Linked DNA regions of Homo sapiens: region 1 is linked to region 2. Evidence: read pairs that join two places in POLR2A ChIA-PET (ENCODE). Cell type or tissue: GM12878. All regions are shown on one strand. Each heading gives the region's core, and the rest is flanking DNA. Links, peaks and the distances in the headings are about the cores only. Region 1 overlaps TRIM37 (tripartite motif containing 37). Region 2 overlaps RAD51C (RAD51 paralog C).

Region 1 (10,228 bases), core at 3,237-8,236, 350 kb before region 2:
TATTACACATTTTAGCCCTCCTGGGTTAGTATTCTCAGTTACACATTGAAGTCTTTCAATATGTAGTTTCAGATTATTTTTTTTTTTTTAGAAAAGTTTTGTATAATGGCATTACACAATAATATATCATCTTTTATGTCTGGCTTTATTCACCTAGCTGATGAGTCATTTATTCATTGATATCTACTGAGTGATTATCATGTCGAACCTCAAAAGTTGCCTCAGGTCCTTTCAAGCAAAGTAGACTAAAAATGAAGGGGTTAATAGTACTTGTACCTCTCTGTAGTCATATCCCAGTAGACACTGGAGATGTATAAGGATCTCTGTTGTCAGCCTTCATTGTCTCGTTGGGGGAACAGATGTTTAAACAAGTAGTTATAATAAATGTGATTCTTTTAAAACATAGACACCTGAAGTACTAGGGAAATACATAGGAAGTAATTCTCTTTTTTTAAAAGAGTCTTGCCAAATTAAACAAAAAGGGAGGGAGTAATTATCTTTATAAAAATAAAATCTATAGTAGAGATTTAAACAACTTCTCAATCTCTAGACAGAATCTTATATGGAATTCTAATATTAAAATCATATAGAAATTATATTTAATTACTTTCAGCATAGGGTATTACCTTTTTGTATGTTGGTCTTAAAAATTAATTTTTGGTTTAAAATTTTTTTTTGCTTCACTCATTTCTAATGAAATTATTTTTCCCATTAGGGTCTTGTTTTTTTATTAAGGTTGATTTGTAAGAGTTCTATATATGTTAAAACTCTTAACCTTTGTTGTGGTTGTTGATATTTCCCTTCATTTTTGTGCCTTAATAGTTTCACTTTTTTTTTAATGCACAAAAGTTTAAAGTTGTTAAGAACTCAAATCTATTGGTGTTTTTAATTATTTCTTCCATTGCTTTGAGGCTTAGAAGTACTTCTCAATCTAGATATCAGATATTATCTGCATTTTGTTTTATTGTGGCTTAATTTTTTTACACTCAAACTGATTATTCTTCTTTTAGGATGGAAATGGAGTTGTGCGAGGTTACTACTTATCTGTGTTTCTGGAGCTCTCAGCTGGCTTGCCTGAAACTTCTAAGTAAGAAGTGTAATTAAATAACAACCTTAATGTGCATTTACATACCTTCCCCCTAGCAATTTTTGTTAATTTTTATTTTTGTTAATTACTGTATTGGTATGTCTGTTAAGATGTAGAATAATATGTTCTTGGCATCATAGGATGGTATTTTTCTAAAAACAAAATATTTTTAAGAAAACTTGTATTGCTTTGCGTTTTTAGAAATCTCTTTACTATCTGGCTTAGAAGAAGACTACTGGATTCTCATGTCTGCTTTTATATTCAATTTTTTTAAAATATCATTTTGATTGAAATACATGTATGAAATCTGTCTGCAGAGTTCTACAACCATCACCAACATCTAATTTTATAACATTCTATTTACTCCACAAGGAATCCCTGTACTCCTTAGCAGTCACTTCCCATTCCCCGTTTCCCTCAGTCCCTGAGAACCACAAATGTACTTTTTGACAAGGAGGAATATTTTTTAAAGTGGTTTTAGATAATTGTGGATCTTCTTTGATATTACATCCAAACTGAACAAGTGGTAGGTTGTTAAATGTTATTTACAATGTGGGATCTGGAATCATATTAATGATTTTTTTTTTTAACTCTGTTACATGAAATCTGTTAGTTTAGTATGGAATGTCTGCTTTCAGCTAACATGAAGCAAGAGGGATGAGATCTACCCATTTTCCTGCAACAACCAAAAAAAAAAAAAGACCTCATGAAACAACATTTTCTAGACACTGGACATGGTGGTAACAAATGAAAGTAGTCCCTGAGAGATGAGAAACACAAACTAACTCTACAATTTCTCCAGCTTACAGCCTTGAGAGAGTTTTCAGGCTGCAACACAGGGAGGAGCTGGGACTGAGGGAGAATCTGGCAGACTTAGTTGAGGGGATAGTGCTGAGAGTCTAGAAAGGACAATACAGCTAGAGCGCATTGGACAAAATACCAGAGAGGAGAAAGCTGCAGAGACTGAAGTCTAGAGATCCGTAATGGGTTCCCCTTGAGTATTCAGCAGAGTACTTATCAGGGCATATGTCTGAGGAAACTACCTGAGATTGGGGAAAGAACTCCTTGACAGGATTAGAGGGAATAGTGAGTGACTGGTGTTCACACGGGGCCAGGAACTGTGTCTATTGCAACCTGCCACGGTGGAGAAATTTATAATTCATGGGTCACTGATTGGGTATAACACTAAGGAAGTTTTTGTCTCGATAGCAGAAATTAGCCCTAGACTGAACACTGCTCTGGACCCACCTAACAAAAGTGAGACCTGAAAGGATCAAATTGTTTTCAAGTAACTTAACTGCATCCCAGAAGGAAGCTCAAGAAAATTTATAAGGTTGCTGAAGTATCTAACATCCAACAGAGTAAAATTTACAGTGTCTTGTGTTCAGTCAAAGGTTAATATGCCAGACTGGCTGGCCCATACCTGTAATCCCAGCACTTTGGGAGGCCAAGGCAGGAGGATTGCTTGAGACCAGGAATTTGAGACCAGCCTGGGCAATATGGTGAGACCCTGCATACGTCTCAGCTACTCAGGAGGCTGAGGCAGGAGGATTGCTTGAGCCCAGGAAGTCGAGGCTGCAATGAGCTGTGTCCGCACCACTGCACTCCAGCCTGAATGACAGAGTGAGACCCTGTCTCAATTTATTTATTTACTTAATGTATTTTGAGTCTCACTTTATCACCCAGCTTGGAGTACAGTGGCATGATCTCAGCTCACTGCAACCTCTGCCTCCCAGGTTCAAGCAATTCTCCTGCCTCAGCCTCCCAAAATAGCTGGGATTACAGGCATGCACCACCACGCCCAGCCAATTTTTGTATTTTTAGTAGAAACGGGGTTTCACCATATTGGCCAGGCTGGTCTTGAACTCGTATCCTCAGGTGATCCGCCCACCTCAGCCTCCCAAAATGCTGGGATTACAGGTGTGTGCCACTGTGCCCGGTCAAGAATTCTTTATATATTTTGGATACTAAACCTTTATCAGACATATGATTTGCAAATAGTTTCTCCCATTTGGTAGGTTTTCTTTTCATTTTCTTGATAATGTGCATTAATGCACAAAAGTTTATAGGCTATCTTCTTTGTCTTTTTGTAAACCTGAAAATTTTACAAGATTGGATATATAAATTAGAATATATTGGCTTTCCCAATGTATACTTCTTTTCTTTTTGAGACAGGGTCTTGCTGTGTCACTGAGGCTGGAGCACAGTGGCACAATTATGGCTCACTGCAGCCTCAACCTCCTGGGCCCAGGTGATCCTCCTGCCTCAGTCTCCCAAGTAGCTGGGACTACAGGAATGCACTACCGTACCCAGCTAATTTTTTTGTTTTTTGTTTTTATGGAGACGGGGTTTCGCCATGTTGCCCAGGCTGGTCTCAGACTCCTGGGCTCAGGCGATCTGCCCACCTCGGTCTCTTAAAGTGCTGGGATTACAGGTGTTAGCCACTGTGTCCAGCTTACTTATTTTCTTTTTCCTTTTTCTTTTCTTTTTAACTTTTATTTTAGGTTTGGTGTTACGTATGAAGGTTTGTTACATAGGTAAACTCATGTCATGGGGGTTCATTGTACAGATTATTTCATCACCCAGGAATTAAGCCCAGTACCCAATAGTTATCTTTTCTGCTCCTCTCCTTTTTCCCACCCTCTGCCCTCAAGCATACCCCAGTGTCTGTTGTTTCCTTCTTTGTGTTCATAAGTTCTCATCATTTAGCTCCCACAATATAAGTGAGAACACGTGGTATTTGGTTTTCTGTTCCTGTGTTAGTTTGCTGAGGATAATAGCCTCCAGCTCCATCCATCCATGTTGCACAAAAAACATAATCTCGTTCTTTTTTATGGCTGCATACTTATTTTCTATTAGGAAATTTTATAGCCTTTGATTTTCTGAATACACAATAATTTGCTTTCTTATCACTTGTACTGGCAAAATACAGTAGAGTATTTCAAAATTTATATTTTAAAATTGCAAGGTGATAAACCTCAAAGGATAATAGAAATAACAATATTTATGAGGAAACATATGTAGTGAATATATGGAAAAAATATTGCATTAGTAAAACAAAAGCAACTTTGAATTACTTGTTTATTCAAAATTTATTTATTTTTTGAGGTGTTGTTTTATACCTGATATATCGGTAAACATCTTTACGAGGAAAAAAGGACCTATTGCCATTCATGTTTTGGTGGTTCGTTCAAAATACTGCTGTTTTGGCTGGGCGCAGTGGCTCACACCCGTAATCCCAGCCCTTTGGGAGGTCAAGGAGGGTGGATCATCTGAGGTCAAGAGTTTGATACTAGCCTGTCCAACATTATGAAACCCTGTCTCTACTAAAAATACAAAAAATTAGCTGGGCATGGTGGTGTGCACTTGTAATCTCAGCTACTTGGGAGGCTGAGGCAGCAGAATCACTTGAACTGGGGGGCAGAGGTTGCAGTGAGCTGAGACCCCGCCACTGCCCTCTAGCCTGGGCTACAGAGTGAGACTCTATCTCAAAAAAGCAAACAAAAAAATACTGCTCTTTTTCTGGCCGGGTGTGGTGGCTCACGCCTGCAATCCCAGCACACTGGGAGGCCAAGGTGGGTGGATCACCTGAGGTCAGGAGTTCAAGACCAGCCTGGCCAACATGAACCCCCGTCTCCACTAAAAATACAAAATTAGCTAAGCATGGTACACGCCTGTAATCTCAGCTACTCTGTAGGCCGAGGCAGGAGAATCACTTGAACCTGGAGTCAGAGGATGCAGTGAGCTGAAATTGCACCATTGCACTCCAGCCTGGGCAACAAGAGTGAAACTCCATCTTAAATAAATAAAAAAACCCCAAAATACTGCTGTTTTTATAAATGATAAAAGAAATGTAACTGCGTATATCAATAAGGTTTCTTCTCAGGTAATTACTTAGTGACCTTAATGTTTAGATGAGTTTGTTTTTTATTCTTACTTTACTAACTGTATAGTAATGGTCTGTTTTTCAATTTTAGATATGAATATCGTGTAGAGATGGTTCACCAGTCCTGTAATGATCCTACAAAAAATATCATTCGAGAATTTGCATCTGACTTTGAAGTTGGAGAATGCTGGGGCTATAATAGATTTTTCCGTTTGGACTTACTCGCAAATGAAGGATACTTGAATCCACAAAATGATACAGTGATTTTAAGGTAACAGGAAAAATTTGATGTTGTGGTTTTTATTGTGGGGAAATAATATCATCAGAACTATATTTCAAAGATCATTTGGTTAACAAAGATGAATATTGAAATTCATACTAACTATAACCTTATCACCTTTTTTTTTTTTTTTTTTTTTTTTTTTTTTTGGAGACATAGTCTCGCTCTGTCGCCCTGGCGCGATCTCGGCTCACTACAAGCTCCGCCTCCCGGGTTCACGCCATTCTCCTGCCTCAGCCTCCCGAGTAGCTGGGACTACAGGCGCCCGCCACCACGCCTGGCTAATTTTTTACTATTTTTAGTAGAGACGGGGTTTCACTGTTTTAGCCAGGATGGTCTCGATCTCCTGACCTCGTGATCCGCCCGCCTCGGCCTCCCAAAGTGCTGGGATTACAGGCGTGAGCCACCGTGCCCGGCCCCTTATCACTTTCTTAACTGTTTTATTTAAGTGGATAATAATCAAAAATTTGTAGTCAAAAAGTCAAACTTTTTTTGACATCTAGTTAGCAATTCCATTAAAGATAAGCTGGGTGCAGTGGTGCGCCGGTGTTTCCATCTACTATGGAGGCTAAGATGGGAGGACGGCTTGGGCCCAGGAGTTTGAGACCAGCTTAGGAAACATTATGAGACCCCCCATCTTTTTAAAAAGAAAAAAAAAAGGGGGTGGGTGGGAAACTACAACTTCCAGTAAGTATAGTAATGTTCCATTTGTCTGTTGAACTTCTAGTGACCTCACCATTTGGAAATCTAAGAATAGTGAGGGATAAAGTGCTGATTTTTTTCACTTCACAGTGCATATTATATTTGAGTGACTGGTTTTACAACTTAATTTTATAAAGCAACTATCAGTTCTTTGTCAATAACAGCAAATTAAAAGTAGAAGAGTCAAGATGAAAGTTGACGAAAACCAGCAATTTTCTACTTTTTTCTTAAACTTTTATTTTAGGTTCAGGGGTACATGTGTAGGTTTGTTATACAGGTAAACTCACATCATGGTGATTTGGTGTACGGATTATTTCATCACCCAGATACTAAGCCTAGTACCCAATAGTTATTTTTTCTTATCCTCTCCCTCCTCCCACCCTCCACCCTCAAGTAGGCCCCAGTGTCTGTTGTTGTTACCCCTCGTTATATCCTTGAGTTCTCATCATTTAGCTTTTTTTTTTTTTTTTTTTTTTTTGAGATGGAGTCTCCCTCTGTCGCCCAGAGGCGACATATCGGCTCACTGCAAGCTCTGCCTCCCGGGTTCACACCATTCTCCTGCCTCAGCCTCCCAAGTAGCTGGGACTACAGGTGCCTGCCACTGCATCTGGCTAATTTTGTTTTTGTATTTTTAGTAGAGATGGGGTTCCACCGTGTTAGCCAGGATGGTCTCGATCTCCTGACCTCTTGAGCCTCCTGCCTCAGCCTCCAAAGTGCTGGGATTACAGGCCTGAGCCACTGCGCCCGGCCCATTTAGCTCTTAAATAATAAGTGAGAACATGTGGTATTTGCGAAAACCATCAATTTTTTTTTTTTTTTTTTTTTTTTTTTGAGACAGAGTTTCTAGTTGCCCAGGCTGGAGCGCAATGGCGCGATCTTGGCTCCCTGCAACCTTTGCCTCCCAGGTTCAAGCGATTCTCCTGCCTCAGCCTCCCGAGTAGATGGGATTGCAGGCACGCGCCACCATGCCTGGCTAATTTTGTACTTTTAGTAGAGATGGGGTTTCTCCGTGTTGATCAGGCTGGTTTCTAACTCCCGACCTCAGGTGATCCACCCACTTCGGCCTCCCATAGTGCTGGGATTATAGGCATGAGCCACCACGTCTGGCCAAAACCATCAATTTTTATTGTTGATTGTTGGTGTAGTATTTACAAGAAAGGATAGAACGTAAATACTGACTCAAACAACAGCCCTATTTAGCCAGGTGTGGTGGCTCACGCCTGTAATCCCAGCACTTTGGGAGGCTGAGGCAGGCAGATCACTTGGGCTCAGGAGTTTGAGAGCAGCCTGGCCAATATGGTGAAATCCTATCTCTACTAAAAATACAAAAATTAGCCGGGCTGTGGTGGCACGCGCCTGTAATCCCAGCTACTCAGGAGGCCAAGGCAGGAGAATCGCTTGAATCCGGCAGGTGGAGGTTGCAGTGAACCGAGATTATGCCACTGCACCCCAGCCTGGGCGACATAGCAAGACCCTATCTCAAAAATAATAATAAAGTAAATAAAAACAACAGCCCTGTTTAACGTGGGGTAGTCTTTACAGGTCAGAAGTTTTTGGGCATTGGCTGGGTGCCGTGGCTCACGCCTGTAATCCCAGCACTTTGGGAGGCTGAGGTGGGTGGATCACCTGAGGTCAGGAGTTCAAGATCAGCCTGGGCAACATGGTGAAACCCTGTCTCTACTAAAAATACAAAAATTAGCTGGGCATGGTGGCAGGCACTTGTAATCCCAGCTACTTGGGAAGCTGAGGCAGTTGAATCGCTTGAGTCCGGGAGGCAGATGTTGCAGTGAGCCGAGATTTCACCAGTGCACTCCAGCCTGGGCGACAAGAGTGAAACTCCATCTTAAAAAAACAAAAAACAAACAAAAAAAGGTTTTTGGGTATCATTACATGATGTTATAATTTGATGATCAAAATAAGAACTTGAATATTTAAAAAAGATTAAAATATGTTCTGAACTGAGAAGTTTCAGAGTATTTAACAGTTTAAAAAGTTCTCATCACAACAATTTTAAACATTTTTTTCTTGAGAGTGATTTAATGTACTCCTGAATTTCCCTTATTCGGAGCTCTTTGTTCTTGAGCATACTGGACAGATGAGTTGCTATCATATCAGCATTTACTCTTATGTGTTTTCCGTAGCTTTTCTGGAAGTATAAAGAAGTTTAACAAGGGATATGATTTTCAGTGTAGGGAAAAAGATATGTTTTTGTTATTGTTTTGTTTTGTTTAGAGTCAGTGTCTTGCTATATTGCCCAGTCTAGTCTAGAATTCTCGGGCTCAAGTGATCCTCCTGTCTCAACTTCCCAAGTAGGTAGGATTACAGGTGCATGCCACGGTGCCTGGAATCATGTTTTTTGAGGGGAGGGATTATTTTAGTTTTCTTCGTATAGCTTTTCAGACTTTTGGGGTTTAACTATTCACCAAGAGAAATAATTTATTGCTATTTCATGCTTCAGCCATAGAGAGAATTACAAAATTATTCAAACATCAATTTTACCAACCTATAAAAGACCCATTTTCTTATAGCCTTGATTTCATCCTTATTAGCGTTACTTATTAGTACAGAAACAAATTCCTGTTATGACATCATTTTTTTTAAGCAACATTGAGTCTATACCATATGCCTGACACTGAGTTGCTAATAAGAAAAATATAGACATGGTTTTTGTCCACAGGGAACTCAAGATGAAATTGGCAGATAAAAACAGAATTTACTACTCTCTTATTATAAAATAATGCTATAGTAGCACCGTAAGTAAATTGCTATGAAGTTTGTGGATAGGGGGCTTCACATTATCCTATTAATGAGACATTGCTCAAACTTTAAACCTTTTATTTCAAGATTCTGGTGGAATTTTGTATGTATTTATTAGAAAGTTATTTAAGGCTTTTCTATAACTATGAATGTATGTTTCATTCTTTCATTAAAACAGAAAGTTAAGAAATTTTACCTGCTGCTTGGTTTTGTTTTAATGGCAAAATATTAGAACTAATGTGCAGAGTTAACCAGTGGTTTAAATCATTCAAAGAAAATAATAGTGTTTAGACGGTCTTACTTTAATGTCTTACCAGTGGGTACTTCCTAGACTGTGAATCGTCTCTGCTCAGTTGAGTGAATCATCTCTACTCAGTTCCGTTCAGAACGTAATTTAATCTCTTGATTTGATTTGATTTGATTTGATTTGATTTGATTTGATTTGATTTTTTGAGACAGAGTTTCGCTCTGTTGCCCAGGCTGGAGTGCAGTGGTGCGATCTCGGCTCACTGCCACCTTTGCCTCCCAGATTCAAGCGATTCTCCTGCCTCAGCCTCCTGAGTAGCTGGGATTACAGGCGCCCGCCACCATACCCGGCTAATTTTTGTACTTTTAGTAGAGACGGGGTTTCACCATGTTGGCCACGCTGGTCTCGAACTCCTGACCTTAGGTGATCTGCCCACCTCGGCCTCCCAAAGTGCTAAGATTACAGGTGTGAGCCACTGTGCCCGGCCAATCTCTCTCTTTTTTTAATACTCAAGTTCTCATTTTGATCATCCAGTTATAACATATAATGATGCCCAAAAACTTCTGACCTATAAAGACTATCCCAACATTAAATAGGACTGTTGTTTTATAGTCAGTGTTTATGTTCTGTCCTTTCTTGCATTAGTATTCTTCACTAAAACTAGATATCTACTGCCAGATAACTGTTAAATGGTCAGTAGGTTCTTACAATAAGGTGTAAAATCCTAGAAAAAAATGAACAGCTAACATTGTGTAGCCGGGTAAAAGGGCTGGAAGGAATGAGAGAGATGTAGATGTCCAAATTAGTCTTGCCTTGTGGTTTTTCCTTTCTTCAAAAACACCTTCACACATGCACTGCAATTTTTTCACCTTAAATATAGTCACGTTAGGCTATGTAACAAAGGTAGAGGTTTGTTTGCTTTAGTAATAGTTTTTTTTTTTTTTTTAATTAAAACAACTCTGGATAGATTAAGATTCTGTCATTTATATATTAATACGATTTTATGTAGGTGCAGTACTTTTTTTCCTAACCTAAGCTGAAATAATGCCATATTGTAATAAGGGCAGTTTTGATTGCTATCTTGAAGGGTTCAGGATATAGTTTATTTAGAGCATGTAACTCCTTGGGGGATAGTAAAGCAATCCTGGGTGGTTGAGCCAGGAAGTGATTTTTTTTCTGAGGGGCAGGAAATACGGGAACGTGAGATGGAATAGAGAAATATAAAGAGCAGCACTTAAAACTTTGTATTTTGCTACAAAAAATTAGCCG
Region 2 (10,228 bases), core at 4,599-9,598:
CCAATTTTACCTTCCGGGTTCTTTTTATGTTTCCTAAAACAAAAAACAAAAAACAAAAAAACCTTCAGGCTGGGCGCGGTGGCTCACATCTGTAATCCCAGCACTTTGGGAGGCCGAAGCAGGTGGATCACGAGGTCAGGAGTTTGAGACCAGCCTGGCCAACGTGGTGAAACCCTGCCATGCACTCCAGCCTGGGGGACAGAGCAAAACCCTTTCAAAAGAAAGCCCCCCCCAAAGCAAAAAATAAACAGTGAAGTTAGAAAAATAAACCAATATATAAACCTTAAGATCCCCAAATCAAAAAGAATCTGGAAACTAACCCAAATGTAAACAAACAAAAGACTCCAATGCTATGTTTTTTTCTATCTAGTAAGGGTTGGATTAAACAAGAGGCTTTTATGAAGCAATGCCTAAGTAAGTTGTTTTATTTAGAGTATTTGTTTCTTCATTTAGCAAGTATTAATTGACACCTCCTTTCCTATATGCTATTTACTGTTCCAGGCATTGGGGATGATATAGTAAATAAGAGAGAAGAATATAGTAAATAAGAGAGAAGGTCCCTGCTCTCTTGGAGGTTATGTTTTAGTGGAGTAAGGGACCATTAATATGCAAACAAACACACAAATAAGGTAATTTCCGATAATTATAAGAAAATGAAACTGGTTGAAGTGATGAAGAACAGGTGAACACTAATAAAAAGCACAAAAATGCAAAAAAAAGTGGCATTATAAAGACTGTGAAAAGGACACTTGTTTACAGTAGAGAGCTGAAATAAAAAGGCAGAACATGACCTTGTTCAACGTCAGCTGGGAATATGTGCACAGGTTGATTCGATTTTTCATGACTCCACACATGACCACTGCTGTGTCCCCCCAATATTCGTAAATTGAAGCCCTATCTCCCAGTGTGACTGTATTTGGAGAGAGGGCCTCTAAGGTAGTAATTAACGTAAAATTAGGTCATGAGAATGACATCCTGATTTGAGAGGATTAGTGTCCTTGAAGAAAAGACACCAAAGAGCTCACTCTTCCTCCTTCCTCCCCATGAGGACACAGCAAGAAGGTGGCCATCTACATGCCAGGGAGAGAGCTCTCACCAGAGACCAATCAGCCAGAACCTTATCTTGAGCTTCTAGTCTCCAGAACTGTAAGAAAATAAAATTTCTGTTGTTCAAGCCACTCAGACTATAGTATTTTTGTTATGGCAGCCTGAGGTGACCACAACAAATTTTAGTATCAAGAAATGAGGTATGGTGGGTTAGGTAGTGAGAGAAGCAAGGTACTACTATAACAAATACCTAAAATGTGGAAGTGATTTTCAAATTGGGTAATAAGCAAAGGCTGGAACAGTTTTGAGGCACATACTGAAAATATGGACATTAAGGGCAATTCTGGTGAGGCTTTTTTTTTTTTTCAGATGGAGTCTCGCTCTGTTGCCCAGGCTGGAGTGCAGTGGTGCGTTCTTGGCTCACTGCAACCTCCACCTCCCTGGTTCAAGCAATTCTCCCGCCTCAGACTCCCTAGTAGCTGGGATTAACAGGCACACGCCACCACACCCAGCTAATTTTTTTGTATTTTTAGTAGAGACGGGGTTTCACCATGTTGGCCAGACTGGTCTTGAACTCCTGACCTCAGGCAATCCGCCCACCTCAGCCTCCCAAAGTGCTGGGATTACAGGTGTGAGCCACCATGCCCGGCTATTCTGGTGAGGATTTATACAGAAATGAGGAACAAGTTACTGGAAACTGAAGGAAAGCTGGTGCTTAGTATAAAGTGGCAAAGAACTTGGCTGTGTTCTAGTATTTTATGGAAGGTAAAACTTGTGAGAAATGAAATTGGCTATTTATCTCAGGAGATTTCTAAGCAAAGTGTAGAGGAAGTGGCTTGGTTTCTCCTAGACCACTTATAGTAAAAATGAAAGAGGAGACAGATGAATTGAAGAAGGAATTGTTCAGCAAGAAGGAACCAGAACTTAGAGATGTAGAAAATTCTCAGCCTATCCATATTGCTAAAAATAAGAAAGCTTGCTCTAGAGAGAAGACCAAAGGTACGGTTGAACAATGACTCTATAAATAGATTATCCATGATGTTAATCAGCCATCTCAGCAGAAGCCAGTGATAGATAAGGGATTATAACAGCAGAAACACTGCTAGTTTGAAGTAAAGAGGACAGAGTAAGTGGGAAAGAATGAACGAAGGCTGTTGGACTTCCTTGATTCCACAAGAGAAAACCATGAGCTACTTGACTGTGAATGTGCCCTATTCCTCAAGAAAAGGAAAGAATGGTGCCAAAGGGGATCACAGATCCTCAGAGCTGTCACTCTTACCATAAGCCCAGGGGGCAATGCTATGTCGTCCTTGGTTTCAGAGGGTGGGGCCCTTGCAGAGAGAGGAAGGGGCAGGGCCACCCCACAGAGCAGTAGGGTGATTCTGCTACTGCAGTGGGCCTGGAAGGCAGAGCATCAAAGCAAAGGATCATTCTTTTTTTAATTATTATTATTTTTTTGAGATGGAGTCTCACTCTGTCACTCAGGCTGGAGTGCAGTGGCATGATCTCATGTCACTGCAATCTCCTCTGCCTCCTGCGTTGAAGTGATTCTTCTGCCTCAGCCTCCCTAGTAGCTGGGACTACAGGCACGCACCACCATGCCCGGCTAATTTTTGTATTTTTAGTAGAGACAGGGTTTCACCATATTGGCCAGGGTGGTCTCAAACTCCTGACTTCGTGATCTGCCTGCCTCAGCCTCCCAAAGTGCTGGGATTACAGGCATGAGCCACCGTGCCTGGCCAGCAAAGGATTATTCTTGAGCCTTATGGTCCAATGAAATTTGCCTTGCTAGGCACCCATAATCCTTTTGGGAATGTTCATCCTATGCATTTCCTACTATTGTATTTTGAAAGCATATAACTTGCCTGATTTCAAACGTTCACAGCTGGAAGGGAATTTCACTTCAGGATGAATTATAACTTGAGTCTCACCAATCTCTGATTTAGATAATATTTAGATGAAGCCTGGGACTTTTAGAGTTGATGATGGAACCGGTTAAGACGTTTGGGGCTGTGTGGATGGAATGGATACAAGAAAAACATGAATTTGGCGGGCAGGTAGGGGGTAGGGGGGCAAGGGGCCAGGGGCAAACTTCTGGGAACTCAATTATGTCCCCTTAAAATTCGTATGTTGAATCCCTAAACCCCAATGTGAATGTATGTGGAGAAAGGACTTCTAAGGAAGTAATCAAATAAGTTCATAAAGATGGGACCCTAATCTAAGATGATTAGCGTCCTTGTAAGAAGAAATATTAGGGGTCAGGCACGGTGGCTCACGCCTGTAATCCCAGCACTTTGGGAGGCCGAGGTGGGCGGATCACAAGATCAGGAGATCGAGAACATCTTGGCCAACATGGGGAAACCCTGTCTCTACTAAAAATACAAAAATTAGCCAGGCGTGGTGGCATGCGCCTGTAGTCCCAGCTACTCTGGAGGCTGAGGCAGGAGAATCGCTTGAATCCGGGAGGTGGAGGTTGTAGTGAGCTGAGATCACGCCATTGCACTCCAGCCTGGGTGACAAAAGCGAAACTCCACCCCCCCCCCAAAAAAAAGAAAAAACACCAGGGAATTCACTCTCTCCTTCTTTTCCTCCCTATCATATGAGGACACAGAGAAAAGATGGCTGTCTGCAAGCCAGGAAGAAAGCCCTTGCCAGAAACTGAATCAGCTAGAACTTTGATCTTGAACTTTTAGGCTCCAGAACTCTAAGAAAATTAATTTCTATTGTATTTATTTATTTAATTTTTATTTATTAATTTTGAGACAGAGTCTCTCTGTCTCCCAGGCTGGAGTGCAGTGTCACGATCTCAGCACACTGCAACCTCTGCTTCCCAGGTTCAAGCGATTCTCCTGTCTCAGCCTCCCAAGTAGCTGGGATCACAGGTGCATGCCAACACACCAGGCTAATTTTTGTATTTTTAGGTAGAGACGGGGTTTTGCCATGTTAGTCAGACTGGGCGACTCAAAAAAAAAATTAATTAATTAATTAAAATAAATAAAATAACAAAGAGATGGCATTTTCCATGCAGAATCTTGGCAAAAATATTCAAAAGGTCAGGATGATGGGTAATAGGCATTCTCATATATTGTCAGTAAGAGTAGAAATTGGTGCAGTCTTTCTGAAGGGCGATATGTGTTCAAGAAAAAATTATTCTAACACTTCTTAAAACAGTAAGGAGACTGTATTCAAGACTATTCTAATAGGGGTATCACAATAGGGGAGAGAGACTGGGTTCAAATCAGAATACAAGGACAACTGGGGATTCACAACCAAGAGCAAGGTGAAGGGGTCAGTGGATGAACAATTACTAACAGTGAGACATCAAGGGTAGGGAAATTCTTGCTAAACTGACCGAACAGGATTCTTACTAATGGCAGGCCAGCCAGGTGAGCAGCCTGGCCAACATGCAAAACCCTGTTTCTACCAAAAATATAAAAAAAAAAAAAAATTAGCCAGGCGTTGTGGCGCATGCCTGTAGTCCCAGCTACTTGGGAGGCTGAGGCAGGAGAATTGCCTTAACCCGGGAAGCAGAGGTTGCAGTGAACCAAGATCACGCCAATGCACTCCAGCCTGGGCGACAGAGCCAGACTCCATCAAATTAAAAAATAAAAAATAAATAAATAAAGGCAAGCCAAGGATTTAAATATCAAAGGTGGGGAATGAGGAACGTGATCAGGTATCAAAGGTGCTCAGACTATCAAATGTGAGAGAATCTCTCTGAACTGACAGCAGGATTCTTTGCTAAGACTGGACTGGGTAGGCCAAAGACAGGATGGGGCCAAGTTCAGTCAAGGAGAATCTTTGTCACTGATAATGTTTACCAAAATTAAAGGGCCAGGCACAGTGGCTCATGCCTATAATCCCAGCACTCTGGGAGGCTGAGGTGGGAGAATCGCTTAACCCCAGGAGTTGACTCCATTTCTACCCAAAAAAAAAAAAAAAAAAAAAAAAAAAGGTGATACATGATGGCACGGTAGCTCAATGTAGCCTTGAACTGCTGGGCTCAAGCAATCCTCCCACCTCAGGCCTGCTCCACCCAGCCCTTGGTAGCTGAGACTACAGCTACACCACACACGGCTAATTTTTTTTTTGGTGGGGACAATGTCTTACTATGTTGCCCAGGCTGGTTTTGAACTACTGGGCTCAAATGATCCTCCCACCATGGCCTCCCTAAGTGCTGGGATTACAAGTATGAGCCACTGCACCTGGCCAATAGTGATCACCTTTGGGGAGAGGCACTAGAAAACAGTAGCACAAGGAAGTTTTTATTTTTCATTTCATACCTTTCTATACAATGTGGTTTGATAGGAGCTATTCCACTATTACTGGAAATGAAACTTCTATATTATTTCAATTTCTTACTCTGAGCATAAACTATATATACATATACATACACAAAACAAATATAAATATAAATAAATTGTAGGTCAAGGAAGGAAGAGATTTTCTCAATTGGCTTTGACTTTGATTTTATGCTACTGTACTGGTTATTTTTTCATGCTTATCAAACACCTCAAAAAATACTTGGTTAGTTACATTTCAGTAGTCTGACTCATACCTTTGAGTGTTCTGAAAGGAAATCTGGAAGAAGATAAACTTGTGCCAGTAACTCTGTGTAGTCACGACAGCGAAAATAATAAATATGAGAAAGAATATTATCAAGAGTGAAATCCTCCAAAGCTTTTCGGTGTTCTGAAACAACAAAACACTCTTAATTAGTTTTACCTGTTTGGATGTATTGGCAATTGTAGAAAAACAATGCTTTTTAATAACAAAATGTTCTCCTTTGGATAACAAAATTCTTTAACTGAAAGATGACAAATTATAGCAAAATTACTATAAACAGTTCATAATTCCTGATCTTTTAATTAAAGTTCTAGGGTACATGTGCACAACGTGCAGGTTACATATGTATACATGTGCCATTTTGGTGTGCTGTACCCATTAACTCGTCATTTATATTAGGTATATCTCCTAATGCTATCCGTCGCCGCCCCCCACCTGATGTCTCTCTTAATCTGTTTAGAGATAAGGTCTCACTCTGACGCCCAGGCTGGAGCACAGTGGCACAATCATAGCTCGCTGCAACCTCGAATTCCTAGGCTCAAGGGATCCTCCTGCCCCAGCCTCCCAAAGCACTGGGATTACAGGCATAAACCACTGTGCCCAGCCACTTGATTTTTTTTTTTTTTTTTTAGATAAAGTCTCACTCTGTCACCCAGGCTGGAGTGCAGTGATGCGATCTTGGCACACTGCAACCTCTGCCTCCTGGGCTCAAGCGACTGTCCTGCCTCAGCCTCTTGAGTAGCTGGGATTACAGTCACTCGCCACCATGCCCAGCTAATTTTTGTATTTTTAGTAGAGACGGGGTTTCACCTTGTTGGCCAGGCCGGTCTTGAACTCCTGACCTCAAGTGATCTGCTCACCTCAGCTTCCCAAATTCACGCCTGGGATTACAGGCATGAACCACCACACCCGACCTGATCTATTATTTTCACATTTTTCCACTGTTTCCTTACATATTAGGCTATGTAAAATTATTTATAAACATATACAACTAGTGTTTTAATGCCTGCCTTTTCATATTTCTAGTCACTGGCTTCATTGAACAGAAGTAACATAATGGAAGTTTCTCTTTCTTGCTTTTTTCTATAGGACTACAAATTAAGAGTTAACGGCAGCCTGGGCAACATGGAAAACCCCATCTCTGCAAAAAATACAGAAATTAGTCAGGTGTGATGGTGTGCAACTCTGGTCGTAGCTACTCAGGAGGTTAAGGTGAGAGGATTGCTTGAGCCTGGGAGGTCAAGGCTGCAGTAAGCAATGATAGCGGCACTGTACTCCAACCTGGGTGACAGAATGAAAACTCTGTCTCAAAAAAAAAAACAAAAAAATAAAACACAGTTAGAAAAAATGTTCAAATGAAGCATTTTTTCTCTTGAATGCTATAGTATAATTTGATATTTAACTGGCAACAATTATATAAAATCTTTCTTAGATTGGATGTTTAAAACAAACAGTTTGAGGCTGGGCGTGGTGGCTCACACTTGTAATCACAGCACTTTGGGAAGCTGGGTGGATCACTAGGTCAGGAGTTCAAGACCAGCCTGGCCAACATGGTAAAACACATCTCGACTAAAAATATAAAGATTAGCTTGGTGTGGTGGTGCATGCCTGTAATCCCAGGTACTCGGGAGGCTGAGGCAGGAGACTGGCTTGAACCCGGGAGACGGAGGTTGTAGTGAGCTGAGATCCCGCCACTGCACTCCAGCCTGGGCGACAGAGCAAGACTCTGTCTCAGAAAAAAAAAAAAGTTTGATTTTGCACATATTTCAGAGAGAAACCAATCAGTTACTGCATTTTTTCTTTTTCATTTTTTTGAGACGGAGTCTTGCTCTGTCCTCCAGGCTGGAGTGCAGTGCCGTGATCTCAGCTCACTGCAAGCTCTGCCTCCTGGGTTCATGCCATTCTCCTGCCTCAGCCTCCCCAGCAGCCGGGACTACAGGCGCCCGCCACCATGCCAGGCTAATTTTTTGTATTTTTAGTAGAGACGGGGTTTCACCATGTTAGCAAGGATGGTCTCGATCTCCTGACCTCGTGATCTGCCTGCCTCTGCCTCCCGAAGTGCTGGGATTACAGGCAGTGAGTCACCACACCCGGCCAGTTACTGCATTTTAAAATGCACTTAGCCAGGCGTGGTGGCTCACGCCTGTAATTCTAACACTTTAGGAGGCCAAGGCACGCAGATCTCTTGAGCCCGTGAGTTCAAGACCAGCCTGGGCAACATGGTGAAACTCCGTCTCTACAAAAAATGCAAAAAAAATTAGCTGGGCATGGTAGTGCCCACCTGTAGCCCCAGCTACTTGGGGGGCTGAAGTGAGAGGATCACCTGAGCCCAGGGAGGTCAAGGCTGCAGTGAATTGTGATCATGCCACTGCAATCCGGCCTGGATGACAAAGTGAGACCCTGTTTCACAAAAAGTAAAATATTAAAAATAAATAAAATGTACTTAAATATTAACACTGAAAAAACAAGAAGCTATATTTTAAAATAGAAAACATTTCCTATTGCAAATAGACACTTAGCAGAGTCAAATTTTCACCAAAACAATGACAATTTAATCTCATATCAATCATTTAAAAACTTTAGGCCAGGTGTGGTGGCTCACGCCTGTAATCCCAGCGCTTTGGGAGGCTGAGGTGGGCAGATCATGAGGTCAGGAGATCGAGACCATCCTGGCTAACATGGTGAAACCCCATCTCTACTAAAAATACAAAGTCAGCCAGGCGTGGTGGCGGGTGCCTGTAGTCCCAGCTACTTGGGAGGCTGAGGCAGGAGAATGGCGTGAACCCAGGAGGCAGAGCTTGCAGTGAGCCCAGATCGCGCCACTGCACTCCAGCCTGGATGATGGACTGAGACCCCATCTTAAAAAATAAATTAATTAATTAAAATAAAAATAAAAACTTTATATCCTAGTGCTACACCTACTCTAGTTACAGTAAGGTTTTAAGACACTATTACAAACACACATTGTGAAATAGGTAGCTTTAAGGTATAAGGGAAGAAAAACTCCTTTTCCTGCCACCCTCTTAGGTTTCTTGGCTGGAGCCCTGTAAATCGGACTGACAAAAGATGGATTAACAAGAGAAAGAGTTTATTAATTGTGCATAGTGCATGTAACAACACAGGGGAGTCCAGAGATTAGTAACTCAAAAGTTTGGTTAGATTTGGAGCTGGGCACAGGTGTTCACACTCATAATCCCAGCACTTAGGGAAGCCGACGTAGGAGGATCACTTGAGGTCAGAAGTTTGAGACCAGTCTGGCCAACATGATGAAACTCTGTCTCTACTAAAAATACAAAAATTAGCCAGGTATGGTGGCACGTGCCTGTATTCGCAGCTCCCAGCTACTCAGGAGGCTGAGTCAGGAGAATCGCTTGAACCTGGGAGGTGAAGGTCGCAGTAAGCCAAGATTGCGCCACTGCACTCCAGCCCGGGCGGTAGAGCCAGATTCTGTCTCAAAAAAAAAAGATTTGAGCTTATCGTCCCGAAGGTACAGTAAATTTTTAGAGAAGTAACAAGACAAAGGAAAAGGACCCTAAGTCTCTAAAGGCAGCAAATATTGAAACTAACTGGAGATAAAAGATAGCTAGTAAAATTTGTTATGTACGCTGATAATGGTCTAAAGTTGTCTGTGGTGATTAACTTTTGTCTTCCTGTAAGAGAGGGAAGATGGAACTCTTCTGTGCATTTATGTCCTGTTTTTAGGAAGGGCAGACAGATTTATCTGTTTCTTTTCAATTGCCTTCAGCTCAAAATAATCCTTATGCCAAAGTGGCATATTTCAGGGTGGCATATTCTGCTAGGGTCCAAAGGGCTTTCAGTAACCATGCTGGTCATCAGCGAAATGGGACACTTAGTACCTCCATGAAAAAAAAAAATCCAGCTGACTACACTCATTTAAAGGAAATATACTCATTTAAAGGAAATCTTATGAAAAGCATTTTTTTTAAAACTTTTATTGGAAAGAATAAAGACCGCACATCCAAAAAATAAATAAAACAAAGAAAAAGAAAACAATAGGCCGGGCGCTGTAGCTCATGCCTGTAATCCCAGCACTTTGGGAGGCCGAGGCGGGAAGATCACAAGGTCAGGAGTTCGAGACCAGCCTGGCCAGCATGGTGAAACTCCATCTCTGCTAAAAAAACAAAAAATTAGCCGGGCATTGTGGCACATGCCCGTAGTCCCAGCTACTCAGGAGGCTGAGGCAGGAGAATTGCTTGAACCCAGCAGGCAGAGGTTGCAGTGAGCTGAGATCATGCCACTGCACTCCAGCCTGGGTGACAGAGCGCAACTCCATCTTAAAATAAATAAATAAATAAGAAAACAGTCAACCCATAAGCCATTTAATTTATAAGTAATTGAAAGAATAAGAACTTGAATATAAATTTCCTTTTTTTTTTTTGAGAAGGAGTTTCACTTTTGTCGCCCAGAATGGAGTGCAGTGGCACGATCTCGGCTCACTGCAACCTCCGCCTCCTGGGTTCAAGCGATTCTCCTGCCTCATCCTCCTGAGTAGCTGGGATTACAGGTACCTGCCACCATGCTCGGCTAATTTTTTGTATTTTTAGTACAGACGGGGTTTCGCCATGGCTCCTGACTTCAGGTGATCCGCCCGCCT

What was found. ChIA-PET counts read pairs that join two places held together with the same protein. Peaks named below come from ENCODE experiments on the same cell type or tissue, not always from the same donor. Only the 100,000 strongest peaks of a DNase experiment are listed, where the experiment ranks them.
Region 1: POLR2A ChIA-PET joins it to region 2 with 5 read pairs; 3 of 35 experiments call an interaction of 5 or more read pairs at or near these places.

What each region holds. Positions count from the first base shown.
Region 1 is chr17:59,051,891-59,062,118 of GRCh38, reverse strand. TRIM37 (tripartite motif containing 37) reads left to right here. Exons shown (of 24, transcript NM_015294.6): 12 at 1,011-1,087; 13 at 5,065-5,244. It also overlaps the pseudogene RN7SL716P. Among named protein-coding and RNA genes, the nearest start is that of TRIM37, 50 kb to the left of the region's middle. In GM12878, for the core only: no CTCF peak of the experiment used is centred there; no DNase peak of the experiment used is centred there.
Region 2 is chr17:58,698,707-58,708,934 of GRCh38, reverse strand. It overlaps RAD51C (RAD51 paralog C), which reads right to left. Exons shown (of 9, transcript NM_058216.3): 4 at 5,606-5,739. Among named protein-coding and RNA genes, the nearest start is that of RAD51C, 11 kb to the right of the region's middle. RefSeq lists an enhancer at 1,724-1,773 and silencers at 5,510-5,710, 8,702-8,870. In GM12878, for the core only: no CTCF peak of the experiment used is centred there; a DNase peak (open chromatin) is centred at 6,754; H3K4me3 peaks cover 359 bases; H3K27ac peaks cover 2,087 bases.